Regions from separate parts of the Mus musculus genome. Here region 2 is linked to region 1. The links are chromatin loops, found by intact Hi-C in ENCODE. Cell type or tissue: heart. All regions are shown on one strand. Links, peaks and the distances in the headings refer to the core of each region. The heading gives the core; the rest is flanking DNA.

Region 1 (8,003 bases), core at 1,242-6,241:
TCTTCCCTCTTCTTCCACATATACTGCTGTCTGCTAACTCAGCAGGCCGTGTCCACAAGGGGGCAGTCAAGAGTGAAGTACACACACACACACACACACACACACACACACACACACACACACACACGCCAGGAGAATGGGGGAGTCCCAGTCCCAGCCCACACATGCCCATCTTTGGGATGAGGGCCGTGAGGCTTAGAGTGTCTACCCTGGGGCTCTCTGTGTCGGCAGTGCCCCCCTGGGCTCTGATCGCCATGGCTGTGGTTGCTGGCCTCCTGCTGCTCACCTGTTGCTTCTGCATCTGTAAGAAGTGCTGCTGCAAGAAGAAGAAGAACAAGAAGGAGAAGGGCAAAGGCATGAAGAACGCCATGAACATGAAGGACATGAAAGGGGGCCAGGTAGGACGCTGGGGAGGGGCTGGGCTGGGAGGGGCCCTGCCCAGCTTTCCTGGTGCTGAAAGGTGAGGCAAAGGCTCTGGGCTTCCACAGTTAAACCCGTCCCTCCTTTGTGTGAGCTGTTCCCCCACCCTCTAAGCAGGGGCCACACCCTCTACATGGGCCCCAGTGCCACACCTATGTTATCAGGTCATCCACCCCCTGCTGAAGGGGAGGGGACTTACCCACATGTCAGCATGCGCTCAGCCTTGAAAAGGCAAAATAAGGGAACAATGTATGACTCCCAAGGAGGCCACTGGGACAGAGTGCTAGACACCCATGACGATCACCAGGAAGACACTATTGGGGAACATTGAGTTTTCCTGCCAGGAGAGACTGAAGGACAGATACATCTAGCTGGGCGGGGGCGGGCCTCAGATGAGTGGTGGTTGGAGGGGCAGGTTCGAAGGCACTAGGACAGGACCATGTGGCATCCATCACTCTCAGATAATGATGTATCAACCCCAGCCTGCTGGTGTTGGTTTCAGCAGGTCCCTTAGCAAATCTCCTCTAAGTTTAGTCTGGGGCACCACTGTCCTCTGTTGTCTGTTTGGGGAATGACTGGGAGAAGTCTTTGATCAAAATCAAGGCATCATATTGAAAGCTGGGAGGAGGGACTAAGCAGCCAAAAGAAGCCAAGGGACAGGATGGCCTCTGAATGCTTGTGTGTCCGTGTGCCTATTGGACCTCAAAGCCTGCAGTGTGTTGTCCGTGTGCCTATTGGACCTCAAAGCCTGCAGTGTGTGTGTGTGTGCACGCATGTGTGCACGTGCACATGGATGATGTATATGTTTGCCCATGTATTAGTATGCATATGCTTATATGTCTGAGTACGTTTACCCATGTGTGTTTCTGTGTATATACATATGTGTGTGCATGCATGTGCGTGTGTTAGTGTGTATATGCATGTATGCATGGGTATGTGCATGCATGTTTGTTCCTGTGTATATACATGTGTGTGTGTGCAAGCATGTGTGCATGCAGCCCAGCCTGAACTCACCAAGCAGCCATGACTTCAGGGCTCGTGTGAGTGGAAGGATTTTCTCTTATACCACTTCCTTCTCTTTCTGCCTCTTGGACTCGTCCTGTTCCTGACTGGACTGCAATCCTGGTATGTCTCATCCAGGTTGGGTAAATCTGATCTGGGCAAAGGACTGAGAGGGTTTTACAAGGGAAGTGAGCCCCCTGTCTCTAGAAGCTGTTTAGCCTGTGGTGTGGTGCCTGGCCCCACAGGGAGGAGAGATTCTTGCCCAAGCCAGAGTCATGTCTTCCTAGTATGGGGCTGTAGAGGAGCTGAGCCCAGCTTAGGCCTCTCTCCTCCCCTCGAATGTTGGTTTCTATTGCCTGCCTTGTACCCTAAGCCTGTGGATCTTCCCACAGCATCCCTGGAAGTGCTCCGAGTCACACTTTGGGGGCTTTGGGGTGGCTTCTGCTGTCTTTGTGAAGGGCTGTTCTGCCTTCTCCTTTAAACTTTCTTCCTACCTGCAGCCTTCCTAGGATGACGATGATGCAGAGACAGGCCTGACTGAAGGAGAAGGTGAAGGCGAGGAGGAGAAAGAGCCAGAGAACCTGGGCAAATTGCAGTTTTCTCTGGACTATGATTTCCAGGCCAACCAGGTGTGTGGGCCTGGGGAATGGGGATGGGGTGTGGGTCGAAGCGGTTACCCTAGAGACAGGTAGGCCGTGTGTGTCTTTCTGTGGAGTGGGACAGTTGGAAGCCACAGGACATATATATCTTTAACCTTGACCTTGGCTTCCGCCATAATCCTCTACTGGGGAAAGTCTTTTAGATGAACTCTGCTATTAACTTACTGGCTGAACTCGGCCCAGCCCCACTCCCAAGATTCCCACTTGGGGTGAGGCTGGGGCGTTGGCAGGAGCCCGGTCTGGGACTAGATCAGGTGCTGGAGCAGCCCAGAGGCTCAGACACATCCTCTTTCTCCACAGCTCACCGTGGGTGTCCTGCAGGCTGCGGAACTCCCAGCCCTGGACATGGGTGGCACATCAGACCCTTATGTCAAAGTCTTCCTCCTCCCAGACAAGAAGAAGAAATATGAGACTAAGGTGCATCGGAAGACGCTGAACCCAGCCTTCAATGAGACATTCACTTTCAAGGTGATGGAACCCGACGACTCTATCTCACTCTGCCCCTGGTTTCTGCACACCTTGCCCTGGTCCCCAGCCGTGGCTGGAGCCCTGGGATATGCTCAGTATGGCACAGACTGTATGTAGTATCCTCCCTTCCATCTTACCCGCTGGTTTTTACAGTCTGCCTGGTACCTGTGAGCAACACAGGCCTACGCTCCTGGTGTCTTCCCATAGCGTCCTCTGGAAGTGACGAAGCCACTTTGACCCAGTCTGTCCTTTACAGGTGCCATACCAGGAGTTAGGAGGCAAGACCCTGGTGATGGCAATCTATGACTTTGACCGCTTCTCTAAGCATGACATCATCGGGGAGGTGAAGGTACCCATGAACACAGTGGACCTTGGCCAGCCCATCGAGGAATGGAGAGACCTACAAGGCGGAGAGAAGGAAGAGGTAAGGGTGGCGAGACCAGGCTTCTCACTGTTGGCTGAGGCTTGCCCACCACATGTGTGACAGGGGGAGTGGCGGTTTGAGTCAGGTCTGCTGGTGAAGACTCCAGCTCCCCACAGCCTGGCTGATGATCCAGGAGAAGCTAATTAACCCGAGGCTTTGGCACCTTCCTTCAGATGGTTCCAGCTGGGAATTAACTGCCCATCTCAAGTACCTTGTACAGCTCCTGGTGTCTGTCAAGCAAGCCATGAAATATAAGGACGACATTATCATTTTTCCTTTTAAGGTCCCACTGCCCATCAGACTCTGTGCCTCAGTTTACCCACCAGAAAAGCCAGCCTTGATTCGATAGGATTCTCAGTGTTTGGCTTATCTTCTAGCTACAGCAACCAACCCCTCATCTGCTGTGTGCCAGAACTCCCATTCCAGCTACTTTGCCAGCACGGGTGACCCGTTTCAGCCTGCACGGTGCTCAGTAAAGGTGCAGGATAGATGGGGCTTTGCCTGTTGTTAGAGGTGAGGGTCTGCATACCTGAAGGAGGGCATGAATGGTTGGTCTTATCCTTACCTTGGCGGCCCCATCTCTGAGAAACTGGGTGTCAGCGGAGCCTTAGGTCAGGAGTCCAGAGACCTTTCCTGCCCAAAGCTATGCTGCTGTCTGACTCTGAGGAACAGGTCTCCCTGGTAACCTGGATTTCTTGTTGGTTACAAAGTGTCCTTGCCTTGTCACACAAAGGTTTAAGTGACATAATATATGGAGAGGGAAGTGCTCTGAGAACCACATCGCCCTGCAAGCCTCGTAGCTGATATCGAAGGATGGCGGGGGTAGGGGTGATCAGGGAAGAAGCTCACTAACCACTAGGCCACCCAGACTTGCTTCTTGTGCCCCTTTCACAGAGCCTGGTGGGGATCGGAGCATACCCTACATCCACCAGGCCTGTCAGGTCCCTCCGCTATAGCCTGTCCTCTGCCTTCTTGAACGCCAGCTTCCCCAGGCCATGGCTGTGAACTGCAGTGTGAGGTAGTGATGTTGGAAGCTGGAGACCACCTCTGCTACAGACATGGGAGCTGACAACTAGGCAGAAGTCACTGCTTTGCCAGTCTTGCCGACATGGGGTCAGCCACACTAGAGGCCATTGGATAGCTGAAGTGACCTAAATCCTGCTTCTTTCCCTGGACAGCCAGAGAAGTTGGGTGACATCTGTACCTCCTTGCGCTACGTGCCCACAGCTGGGAAGCTCACCGTCTGTATCCTGGAGGCCAAGAACCTGAAGAAGATGGATGTAGGGGGCCTTTCAGGTGATGCAGAACCACTGGGAGCCAGTGTGTGGCAGCAGTGAGCCAGTCACTACTTTAACCCCCCCCCCCCCCCCTCCGCCCGGGGAAGAAGAGAAAGTCTTACCCAGTCCACCCCCACCTGCCTGTCCATATCTGAGTGTCTTCTCACAAATAACCCTCTGGCCACACTCCATGGGCTATGGAGGAAAAGGCAGAAGAAGAATTTCGTTCTCCAAATGAGCTAACGACACAGAACTTTTCTTAGGAAGAGTCAGAAGTGGCAGGGCAGGGCTTAACCCAAAGTCAGTCTTTCTGCCATGCCACAAGAGTAGGGGATATTTTTCCAGAAGGGGCTACAGGCTCTGCCATCTCTGTTCCGAAAGATGCTGTTGGTTTCAGAGTTACCTGACATAGGGCTAACGTGGCATAGGGCTAGCCTGTGCCACAGGATGCAATGGTAAAGCCTCCTACCTCTGCTGAGCCTCCTCAGCCTTATAGCTGGGGTTTGGCTCTGTCACTGACCAAACCTATGCCCTTGGCTGGATCATTTCCCTTGTGCGTCCTCAGACTCTCCCTGGTCAGTTTAGGAAGACTGGATATGCAGGGTCAGGACTTGGCAGAAGTGTGCTTTGCCTTTCAGTCACCTCCCAGCCCAGGCACCTTTCCAGGTAGTCCCCACCCTTCCTTACAAGGCCTTTCTTAAACTCAGAAGTTCCCCTAACTTTGTGCACTAGGAGCCTAAAAGTGAACAGTTAGAGATAGCCCAATACCTTTCCTACCCGCGACCCAGATGACCCCTCTGCTTCTGGGACTTCCTGTCCCTCCTCTGGGCTTCCTAGGGGCCTGGCTCCAGCAGGGTGGAGACCTGGGGACACTAGGAGGGCCGTTGGAGCTGAGGTATCGCTTGGGTGGGGACTCTCTCTGCAGACCCCTATGTGAAGATCCACCTGATGCAGAACGGTAAGAGACTCAAGAAGAAGAAGACGACAGTGAAGAAGAAGACCCTGAACCCCTACTTCAACGAGTCCTTCAGCTTCGAGATCCCCTTTGAGCAGATCCAGGTGCTAAGCCTTGAGGGCCTTGGGTTCTTGGGCTCTGAGCTAACCAGACAAGCATGGGGCGTTAGAGGTCAGCCATGGGCCGGGTACGTTCCAGTGGGAAGGATCTGGATCTGACAGTGCTGGGATGGGACCCTGTAGAGGACCCTTTTGAAGGGCCTCCATTACCTGAACATGAACTGATTTTAAAAAGTTACATATTTTTGTATATCCATACCATTTACAGTATAGACTGACAGGAGAGAATATGTATTTAAAAAGTCATTTGTATTTGAGGAACACTTGCGTGTTTTTTTATTATGTGTCCACTGACCTCATTAGAGGCCACTCCCCTTCCATAAGGTCTTACAGTGCCTAGAGCACTGTGTATGTTCAAGTACACCCACTGGCAGGAATATATAGGTTGCTTACCAAAAAAAGAAAAAAAAAAAGTGGTGGCCTCTACACTGAAATTTAATTGGAGTTGGACTGGAAGCCAGAAACCAGGAGGCACTTCCTTATCATTTGTAGTGCACAGTGGCAGAGGAGAGGGCATGTCACTGGCTCCCACTTCTCCTTTGAAGTCCTTCCTTCCTTTGCTTGCCTTGCAGAAAGTCCAGGTGGTCGTCACCGTGCTAGACTACGACAAACTGGGCAAGAATGAAGCCATCGGAAAGATCTTTGTAGGCAGCAACGCCACAGGCACCGAGTTGCGGCACTGGTCCGACATGCTGGCCAACCCTCGGAGGCCCATTGCCCAGTGGCACTCTCTTAAGCCTGAGGAAGAAGTGGATGCTCTTCTGGGCAAGAACAAGTAGGCTCCAGCGGCCGGGGCCACGCCCCTAAGGAGCCACGCCCCCGAGGCGCCACGCCCCCTGAGGACACTGACGAGATCCAGAGCTATCAATACCTCAGTTACGCGACCTTAGAGGTTTCTTCATTTGTTTGCGGTGTGTCCTGTTTTTCCTTCCTTTTTCTCTTTTTAAAGACCAACTTCCTTTTGGTGGCTGTGTGAAGAGAGTCCCCTAAGAGGTGAAAGAAAAGCCTGGCTCTGTTATTGACCCCGGAGCGGCCCTTGTTGCATGCCCTTTCACGGTTTCCCCCTTACCCCAAGTGGGGCCCTCTACTGTCAGACAGTTGAAGCACTAACTGCTTTTCCTGGGTTTTGGACCAACAACATGGCAAGCACATTCTGTTTCTTGACTGTGAAGGCAACATAGTGGCCAGCATTGTGTGTGTGTGTGTGTGTGTGTGTGTGTGTGTGTGTGTGTGTGTACACCTGTATGTGCCCATCCATCCCCATCTGCCTGTTTTGAACATCTCTCTTCATTTTCTGGAATGAGTCATGGACAGTGAAGCCATGTGAGAGGAGAATGTCTTCAGAGACTCCAAGGGAAAGCAAGCCCACTGCCTAAGCGGTCAGATGCCAGAAGAGAGCTTGCGGATGGCCATTTGGAAGGCGGCGAGATGTGATACTGGATGGGTTCAGAACTGGGACCAAAGCCCTTGATGCCATCATAGACACCCTCTTGTCAGTCATGGCTTTCCCCCCTGGAGTGGGGTTTTGGGGACATTCGTGGAAATCAACTATTCACCAGATTTGCCAGACTCTACCAGGGACTGCCAGCCCTGGGATGTCACTCCTGTTGACAACATCAAACTTTGAAGAAACAGAAGTCCCATTACTCAGAAAGCCTAGAATTAAGCTCCTGGATCTTTGCCTCGTCCCTCGTCCCTGCAGAGTACAAGCAGCGCGGTCATTTGCATTCACGCACCATCTTGCTTTTGCCTCTGTTTCCCTTTTTGTGTAAGTGGAAAAATACCATCTGAAGACAAGTGCTTTGCACAGAGCCAGAGACCTGTTAAGGGGATGCTTGGGTTTTAGTTCCCTTGAGGTCCAGGTAAGGAGGAGGTGTCAAGAAGGGGAGCTTGGGTGGACAGTGACAAACTGGAGAGTGCAGAGCTCCTCGCAACTCCCATTCCTGACCCTCTGGACCCTTTGACCCTCAGTGATGGTAGCTGGAGTGGCCCCGGCCAAACTGTGGAGAGGCCCCACGCTTCCGTTCCTTAGAGACAGTTTTCTTGGAATGCCAGGAAACACGGGGCATTCATTTCAAATGGGCGGTGGAGAAAATGTGCTAAGGTTTGCATCCTGTGTTTAGTTTGTGTTTCCTTCCCTGTCCCCTACTTGTCCCTAGCATTGATTAAAAAGCCATATATATGTTAGTCAGGCTTGCACTAAGTACCCTTCCCAACCTGCAGCCTGGGCAGGGGGCTTAGGCTCCCTGTAGCCAGAGGCTGCTCCTTTCCCTTGGTCTTGGATTTGTTCTTGAATCTCTCAGGCCCTTGTTTTCTTATCACAGAAAAGATACAGCTTTTCTGAAGCCGGCAGGGGTGGTGGACACGCTCTTCAACAGCAAATGTGTCAGGACATCTGCTCTGCCCCACCTGGGCCCTTCCGTTTCTTGTAGGACTCAGAGATGGATGGTGTTGTAGAGTTTGAGAACCCAGCATGGAGAAGCTGCAGTGGCTTCATTTTAATTTTAGTGAAAATGCATATGTGGGTTTGCTTTGCTTTTTTGTTTTTGTTTTTTTGTTTTGGTTTAAGTAGGGAGTGAGGTATCACTTCTACCAGAAACAGAACTGTGAAGTAGGTTTGACCTGCCTCTCTTTTAGAGACCCTTTTTGCTATTGGCCCTTGGTACCTGGGAAATTGTG
Region 2 (8,003 bases), core at 1,992-6,991, 110 kb after region 1:
TGTCTAGCAAGCAAGCCAAGCTCTTCCCTTACTCCTTCTATGCATTTTGAGGAGCACCAGAGATCCAGGACAGAACACTGACAGATGAAACAGCTAGAGTAGATCTGTTAAAGAGAAAGAGCCCTGGGAACAGAAGGAAGGGAAACACTTGCTTATTACAGAAGAGGAACTGAAACGACACAAAGAAACTTCAGAATGAGAAAGGGGAGCCACAAAAGAACAGTACCTGAGAGGTCATGGCAGGACAATTTTTAAAAAACAGTGGTAAACTTTATAAAGTGCTGCTGAGAGTTCATGGTTAAAGATGAAGAGACCCTGGAATCCAATCATTAAGAAGGACGTGGACACCCCCTGGCAATGGTCAACCGGACACCATGTTGGTGGTGTTCTTAGATCAGTCAGGGCGAAGCAGATGGCAGTCCTTTGTTCATCCTAGCTTGATGCTTGGCTTAGTGGCCAAAGCTGTTTTATGCCTAGGACTCATAAAAATCAAACCCAATCTAGGCAGGATGGCATGGGAGGAGGGAGACAGTCAGAGAACTGCCTTCTGTCATGCCACAAAGTGTAGGAAGGGGAAGACACCCACAGACCTGCCCTCCACCCCACAGCAAAGGTGGGCTACATACACATACAATCTTGGTACTACCATGTAGTATATTGAGAGAGGAGGAAGACAGACAGAGACTTATGGAGGACTGTATCACCTACAAGCTTTCCCTCTAGTGCCTAGTGGATTGAGGATGTCGCCCAGGGCCCAGCCAGCCATATAGCCAGTCTGTAGCAGGAGCCACCATAATGTGTTCATATGTAGTGAACAGATGGGAGAGAAAGAGAAGTGGGGCAGCTTGAACATTATAGAGAGATGGAACTGAAGACTCCTCGTGGAGAGGAGTAGCCTGTTATGAGTGGCTAGCCCTGTCACCTGGGGCCACGGTGAGATCCCAGCCTGAGCTGCCTGCTGACGGCCATGATGGGAGGGGTTGGGGTTGCTGTCTATGGCTCATATTACAACTAGAGAATATGAGCACCCACTGGGGACCACATGGATATCCAGGGACTGCGCAGAACTGTACCCATCTCTCACAGCACCAGAGCTCTGGAGAGCTGGCCCCACCTCTCACTGGCAGTAACACTCTGGAGAGCGGGCTGTGTGCCTTTCTCAGGCTACACAGTGGAAGTGGCCCTGCATCTTGTGTGGACAGCACAGCAGAGCTGAACCTGGTGGTGGTGGTACAGGTGAGCCAGCCTTGAGGGCCAGAGTGTAGAGAGCTACCTTGACACCGGTAGCATGAGCATGGGGGTGATACCCTCACCTGTCATCACCTGCCGCGGTCGGGAGAGCAGGCCCTGCACCTTGCCTGACCAGCACAGTAAGGCTGGCCCTGGTCAAGAGGGCATAGGTAAGCCAGACCCAGGACCAGAACACAGGAGAGCTGGCTCTGCCTTAATGAATGCAGGGGTGATGCCCCACCTCTTGCCCCTCACCATTTGCAGAAGTCAGGAGAACTAGCCCTGGGGTCAGGAGAGCAGGTGAGCTGGCCCTGTCTCTTGTTAGCTGTAGCACCTGGGAGAGCAGGTGCTGCACCTTGCCTAGGCAGTTCTGGTCTGGTCGAGGGGGCATGGGTGAGCCAGTCCTGAAGGCAAGAGCAAGGGAGAGCTGGCTGTGCCACTTGTCTGCCACGAGGTAGTGTGGGTTGGGGGGTGACGCTGTCCCCTCCTCACCCTTCACCACCTGTGGCAGTTGGGAAAGCTGGCCCTGGGGTCATGAGAGCTAGTGAGCTGGCCCTGCCTCTCATCTGTGGTGAGGTGGCATGGGCGCACAGGGATTTCTGCCATCCTCCCTCATCACCTGCAATAGTCAATAGAGTTAGCCATGATAGCAGGAGAGCTAGCCTGGTCCCTTCAGTGGCTGCAGCACTAGGGAAAGCAGACGCCTATGTAATACAGTGGAGCTGGCCCTGATGGTGAATGCCAAGAGTGAGCCAGCCCCGGGGATTTGTGAGCACTAGAGCTGGCCCCACCCCTCACCGAATGCAGCACTTGGGAAATTGGGCACCTTGACTGAAAGCACAATGGAGCTGGCTCTTGATGTATGCATGGGTCAGTAATGTTCTTGAGATAACCTGGGTTTCCCTTATGCAGCACCTCTCATTATCCTGAGGTTTCAATATTGATGGTGTCAGAGAAGCCAGAAACCTCGAACCATTTGCAAGTAAAGATGTGTGGTCAGAGGGATATACTATGGGACACACTGTGACATACTCCAGCTTCCATGATGAGATATTTTTCTATGCTTTGTGTGTGTGTGCGTGTGTGTTTTCTTTGGGGGGGGGGTTGCAAGAGTAAAGAGCAGATATGAGTGAGATGAGTGGGACTGGGGTAGATGAGGTAAAACTCACAAAGAATCAAAAAAAAAATTAAAAAAAAAAAAGAAGGAAGAGGAGGACATGGCTTTTGGCAGAGCAATGTCACTGGCTGGCAGGTGGAGAAGAACTTCTATTTTAGTAGGCTGAAGAGTGAGTAAGAAGCTAGGGAGTAAACAGTAAAGTCAGAGGGCTTTTCCAAGAGCAGCACACAGCTAAGCAGGGTGAAGCTGGTAGCGTCAGTGTACAGTGTGGGAGAATGGTGCCTGCTTAGGACAAATCTTATCTGTCAGAGCACATCTGTCAGAGAGCTGTGGGTTACTTCCCATTATTTATGAATCGTGTGTACCATAAGTTGAACACAGCTCACTTCATTATAATGGACATTGGCTCCTGAAGGACACTTGAAGTGCCACTACAGTTTACATCCATGCCAGTGGTCAGCGGGCCATTTTCAGCACCAGAGCATGGGGACCCTGAAACACACCCTCCATCCACCCGCCTCAGGTTAGGAGACTGGGATTTCCTAAGAGGAAATAAATCAAAGAGTAATATAGTGCCCAGAGTTACTTTAAGACCCCGAGGAAAAAAGATTGTTATTTAAAGAGGAACAGGAACAATCGTCCGGGTGACTGCCCTCAGCTAAGCCCTATTTGTAAAAACTTCTTAAACAGAACTCTCTTACCCAATGTTCCAGAGCGAGCATCCTGACCCAACATGTACAAAGCAACTTCTCTTCTGATTTTCTGAAGCCCTGCACTTTCCATCAGATTTGAAAGAAAATAGAAAGTCTCCATTTGCTGTGTATCCCGAACTGACTGCTCCCTAATACGAATTTCCATGGAACGCTATGGCCAGTCCCTCAGAGACATCAGGAGATCCGGGCATCATGCTCACATTGGCAAGCTCTTGGTGTGGAATGGTCCAGCTCAGGCCCACCTCTGAGATACCTTTGTGGTCCTGCTGAGGTCAAAGAATGGCAGCAGAGTCCTGACGGTGGTTTTAAATTCCGGCTTTTTTCATTACTAATTCTGATTACTCAAAAGTTCTTTATCCTATCTGATTCTCAACATGCACTATGGGGAAAAGCAGATGGGGCATACAGTAAACTTTCAAAATCATTAATTCCTCTAGTCTAAGCCTTTCATATATATAAATGCTGACTCAAATTCTACCTCCATGAAGCCTATTCTAATTACACGATCCTCCATCATTCACCTTGCTTTTTTCTGAAATCCTAATATATTTGCCTGCACATAATGCTGAACTGAGGGAGGAAATGAGTGTATTATAGATTCTCAACCCTGAGAGTACAAGGTATGGCACATCCCCTTTCTACTATACCGATACTCTGAGCACACCACCAAGCACACGGACATTCATTAGACAGTCACTGATAACTCAGGATCCCATAATTTTAGAATTTTATGCTATCTATATATTCCCTAACTCAAACTAGCTAGCCTGTGGAGAAGCTCGGACTAGAAAGGTTACAAAGCTTGCCTGGAAGACATCAACTGCTTTGTTGAAAGGTAAAGTATGCATCCTACTCGAAAGCCAGGGAGCAATCTACCCTGTGTTGGTTGCTGTCCTCTGAAGAAGTACCAGGAAATCCACAAGGGCCTTCATGTGCTAGAAGCTATTTGCTTTCCAATATTAAAAGAGTTAAAATGGAATATGGGAGATGTGCTCCTCTGAAAATTGATTCAAACACAAACTAGATTCTTTGATGTCATACATCCAAATAGTTCAACTGGCTTTCCTCTGCTGCCACCTGGAGGGCAGAGAAGATCCTACAACTGATCCAGTGTCTACTTATTCAGCTCTGTGATAAGAAAATTCACTTAAAAAGCCACCTCACAAGTTCACAGTGCAGGGACAAAAAGGAACACATTGCCATTTAATTGGTCAAAACTGTCCTAAGAGCACTGTGAAGAGAATTCTGGGTTCAGCCTGGAGCTGGAGAGCAGAAGTAGTAAGCAGTGGTATTTAAAATGAAGGAGCTCTCACTGGCAGACTTTCTGAACACACCACCATTAGCACAGGCACTATGACCGACAATATATAAATGGGACCTCATGAAACTGAAAAGCTTCCTCCTACCACAGACAAACTTGCTCAACCATGAACATAAAGCAAGAAATTGGAAACAACCTAGATGTCCTTTAAGAGAAGAATGAACTTGTAGGCAAATGAATGAAACTAAGAAAATCACTGAGAGAGGTATCCCAGACTCAGACAACTATGGGGTTCCTGAGTTTGTGAATGAGTGGGTCTCTGATTCTTGTGCCTTCTCTTGGGCTTTTTCCTTCTGTTGGTTTGTCATGGCCAACTTCAATTAGGTGGTTTTTATTTTAGGTTATATTTTATTTTATTATAATTTTTAGGAATGAATGAATGAATGAATGAATGAATGAATGAATGAAAATCCAATCACTACAGTAAATGTCAATAACCGAACTGCTACTGTTTCCTGCTGGGTAAGGAAAAATCCGTTCTCTCCAATAAAGTGGCACTGGGTACATTACTCACCCCTTATATTCATGAGTAATTGAGAAACCTAAAATAGACTCTCCAGTTTTTGTTTTGTGTGTGTGTGTGTGTGTGTGTGTGCTTTTATTTGGATATAGTTCAGTGTTTTTAAATTTCTTTTTGGCTGTGGTTTTGCTGTTATATTGGGTTACTGTTTGTTTTTTTGAGAAAGAACTTACAGTTGGGTGGGGAGGTGGGGAGAGGCTATGGAAGGTCTTGGAGGAGGGGGTGAATATGCTCAAAATATAATTAAATTTAAAAAGTGTTTTAAATGTTAAAATATAATTAAAAAGCTAAAAAATAAAGAGTTCTCATGGCACTGAGCAGGACATTGCTAGGCAGAGAACAGGAGCTAAAGCCACTCCGGCATGGGGAGGCTCTGCATGGGGGACAACTAGGAAGAGGGAGATGAGGCAGAGCGTGTTCAGGAGAGGTCTGTTTTCTACTTGGACAGAGTAATGCCCTAAGCAAGGACACAAAATAGATGTGGGAAGAGAAGGATGGGATAAAGACAACTGAGGGAAAAGGACACTTTCAGGTAAGTGGGGCTGAGGCAGGAGGATTACTATTTTTTAGACTAGTCTGGCATATATACTGGGACCTTATCTTAATAAACAAACATGCACAAATAAAAATGAAAAAGAGAGCCAGGCAGTGGTGGCGCACCCCTTTAATCCCACACTTGGGATTAAAGAGTGAATTCCAGGACAGCCAGGGCTACACAGAGAAACCCTGCCTCAAAAAACAACAACAACAAAAAAACAACAACAAAACAAAAAACAAAAAAAAAGGAAAAAGAGACTAAAGAGTAATTCCTTTGCAGAACTAAATAGTCACTCGACATGACTTTAAAACTGATTGGTTCTGCATTAATTTTCAATTTTGTCCAGAAACTGGTCCTCTAAGCATAAAGATCAATTAGAAAAAAATTTCTTATATATAGAAAAATATTTATTTTTATTTAATATTCGTTATGGATCCAGCTATGAGTCCTTTGGAGTCTATTAAACTAGGTAGTTATTCCAGCTAATGTGAAGCTGTCTGCAGATTAATTTGATATCATCTATCATCATATAAGGGAGTTCACATCTAGTAATGAATCAACAGCCTTTATTACCTAGACCTCAAATAATGTCCTCATTCAGTATAAAGGTTAGCTGAATTGAACTCTATTCTTCACCTACACAACCCAGCTTCTCTCAGTAATACCCTAATTATCTGACAGTGATTTTTGATTAGTTAAAACTTAGACTATATAATATTTAAGACAAATAAAAAAGATGAACAGTACAAACTAATACCTGTGCATCATTAGCATTCAACATAAGGATAATAGACAGTATTAATTTCATATTAAAATATAGAAGCTTTCCTGGATCCTGAAATTTTTAATTAGCTCATACTACGTTGACCTTTGGGTCTGTTCCTTACATCCTTATGTCTATTTATATTCATTAAGAATGTGAAGAAACACAGGTTCTAATTAAGCTGGCTATTCTTAAAAACCACGCTGGGTATTTGCTATGTGATTTGGGGTAAAGCAGGTTCCCTTTCTAACCTGTTCCTTGTATGTAAATGAGAGCTCAGAATATCTTCTTTGTAAATTTGTTGTGAGGATTAATAATAATTGATGGAAAACAAGTATTTCATACAAACTACAAAGCAATTTACTTGACAGTATTCATGTTGTTATTAAAAATGTCTTTCTGTGCTTAGCTTCTCTAAATCTAATCGATTTGAAATAAAATCTACCCAAAAGTCTAAATGGTGCCACTATTTTAGACTTCAGGCTGCTTATCTCATTTAATTTGTAAACCCTGTATGCTGTAGGAATCCTGTATCTCAGGTTGTGAGACTGCGTTCTTCATGTGGGTTCACTTACCTGTGTCTAACCTCCTTGTCTATCAGTTACAGAGATTCCAAACTACCACAATAAAATGAATGTCACTGTAATAAAGCAAGTCTTTGGGTTTTCTAGTGCATATAAACAAAATGTTTAATATTTTTATAGTCAATTTTGCTGTAGCAGTGCCTAAAAATACAATGTATGCAACCTTAATTCAAAAATTATATTGTGCTGACAAGATGGCTTAATAGATACAAAGGCAGTTACCACTAAGCCTGGTGACACTAATTGATCCTTCCCTCCCTCCTCCTTCCTTCCTCCCTCCCTCCTCCCCTTCTTTCTTTCTTTTTCTTCTTTCTTTCTTTCTTTCTTTCTTTCTTTCTTTCTTTCTTTCTTTCTTTCTTTCTTTCTTTCTTTCTTTCTTTCTTCTTCTTCTTCTTTTTTTTTTTTTTTGTTTTGTTTTGCGTCAGGGTTTCTCTGTGTAGCTCTGGCTGTCCTGGAACTCACTCTGCAGACCAGGCTGACCTCAAACTCACAGAGATCCGCCTGCTTCTGCTTCCTGAGTGCTGGCATTAAAGGTGCGTGTCACCACTGCCTGGCCTTCCTTCTTTCTCTCGCTTATTAATTTTGGACTTCTTGAGATGGGTTTGAGACAGACCCAAGCTGGCCTCAAGGTTGTGCTAATCCTCCTGCCTCAAGCATTCTCAGTGCTCTGTTGTACCTGGCTTTGACCTTTCCTTTCACAGAAAATTTCTGGGTAGCCTGGGATGTCAGCTGATGCTCTCTTCTCTTCTCTTCTCTTCTCTTCTCTTCTCTTCTCTTCTCTCCTTCTCCTCCTCCTCCTTCTTCTTCTTCATTTTTTTTTTTTTGGTTTTTTTGAGACAGGGTTTCCTGTGTATCCCTGGCTGTCCTGGAACTCACTTTGTAGACCAGGCTGGCCTCGAACTCAGAAATCCGTCTGCCTCTGCCTCTCCAGTGCTGGGATTAAAGGCGTGCACCACCACTGCCGGCTGCTATTTTATTTTCAATGTATATTTCACCTACTGTCATGTACACTTTGCTCTCTTCTTGCTCAAGATTCATACAAGGGAAAAAAGATTACATCAACAAAGAAAAAGTAGGTTCAACTCTGCTATAGACATTTAGACAAGGAAAACATTTTAGAGCAAAAATGGAGAGAAATAGGGAAACTATAAAACCTTTTCTTTAATTGGCAACTGTCATAGTTTTAGAGATAATTTTAAGTGTTTTTAAAAATGATG

Evidence for each region. Hi-C counts contacts between places; a loop is a spot of excess contacts. Peaks named below come from ENCODE experiments on the same cell type or tissue, not always from the same donor. Only the 100,000 strongest peaks of a DNase experiment are listed, where the experiment ranks them.
Region 2: a loop joins it to region 1, with 9 times the contacts of the local background. A loop is called at or near these places in 11 of 42 quality-filtered maps.

What each region holds. Positions count from the first base shown.
Region 1 is chr1:134,741,579-134,749,581 of GRCm38, forward strand. It overlaps Syt2 (synaptotagmin II), which reads left to right. Exons shown (of 9, transcript NM_001355726.1): 3 at 232-398; 4 at 1,932-2,051; 5 at 2,382-2,549; 6 at 2,806-2,973; 7 at 4,152-4,269; 8 at 5,176-5,309; 9 at 5,897-8,003. The coding sequence ends at 6,103. Among named protein-coding and RNA genes, the nearest start is that of Gm32670, 29 kb to the right of the region's middle. In heart, for the core only: a CTCF peak has its summit at 4,272; DNase peaks (open chromatin) are centred at 4,293 and 6,113; H3K4me3 peaks cover 453 bases; H3K27ac peaks cover 1,746 bases; H3K27me3 peaks cover 717 bases.
Region 2 is chr1:134,850,383-134,858,385 of GRCm38, forward strand. The region is part of intron 13 of Ppp1r12b (protein phosphatase 1, regulatory subunit 12B); the gene reads right to left. It overlaps LOC115487658 (a small nucleolar RNA gene), which reads left to right and starts at 347; the gene lies at 347-486. In heart, for the core only: a CTCF peak has its summit at 4,148 (motif pointing left); no DNase peak of the experiment used is centred there.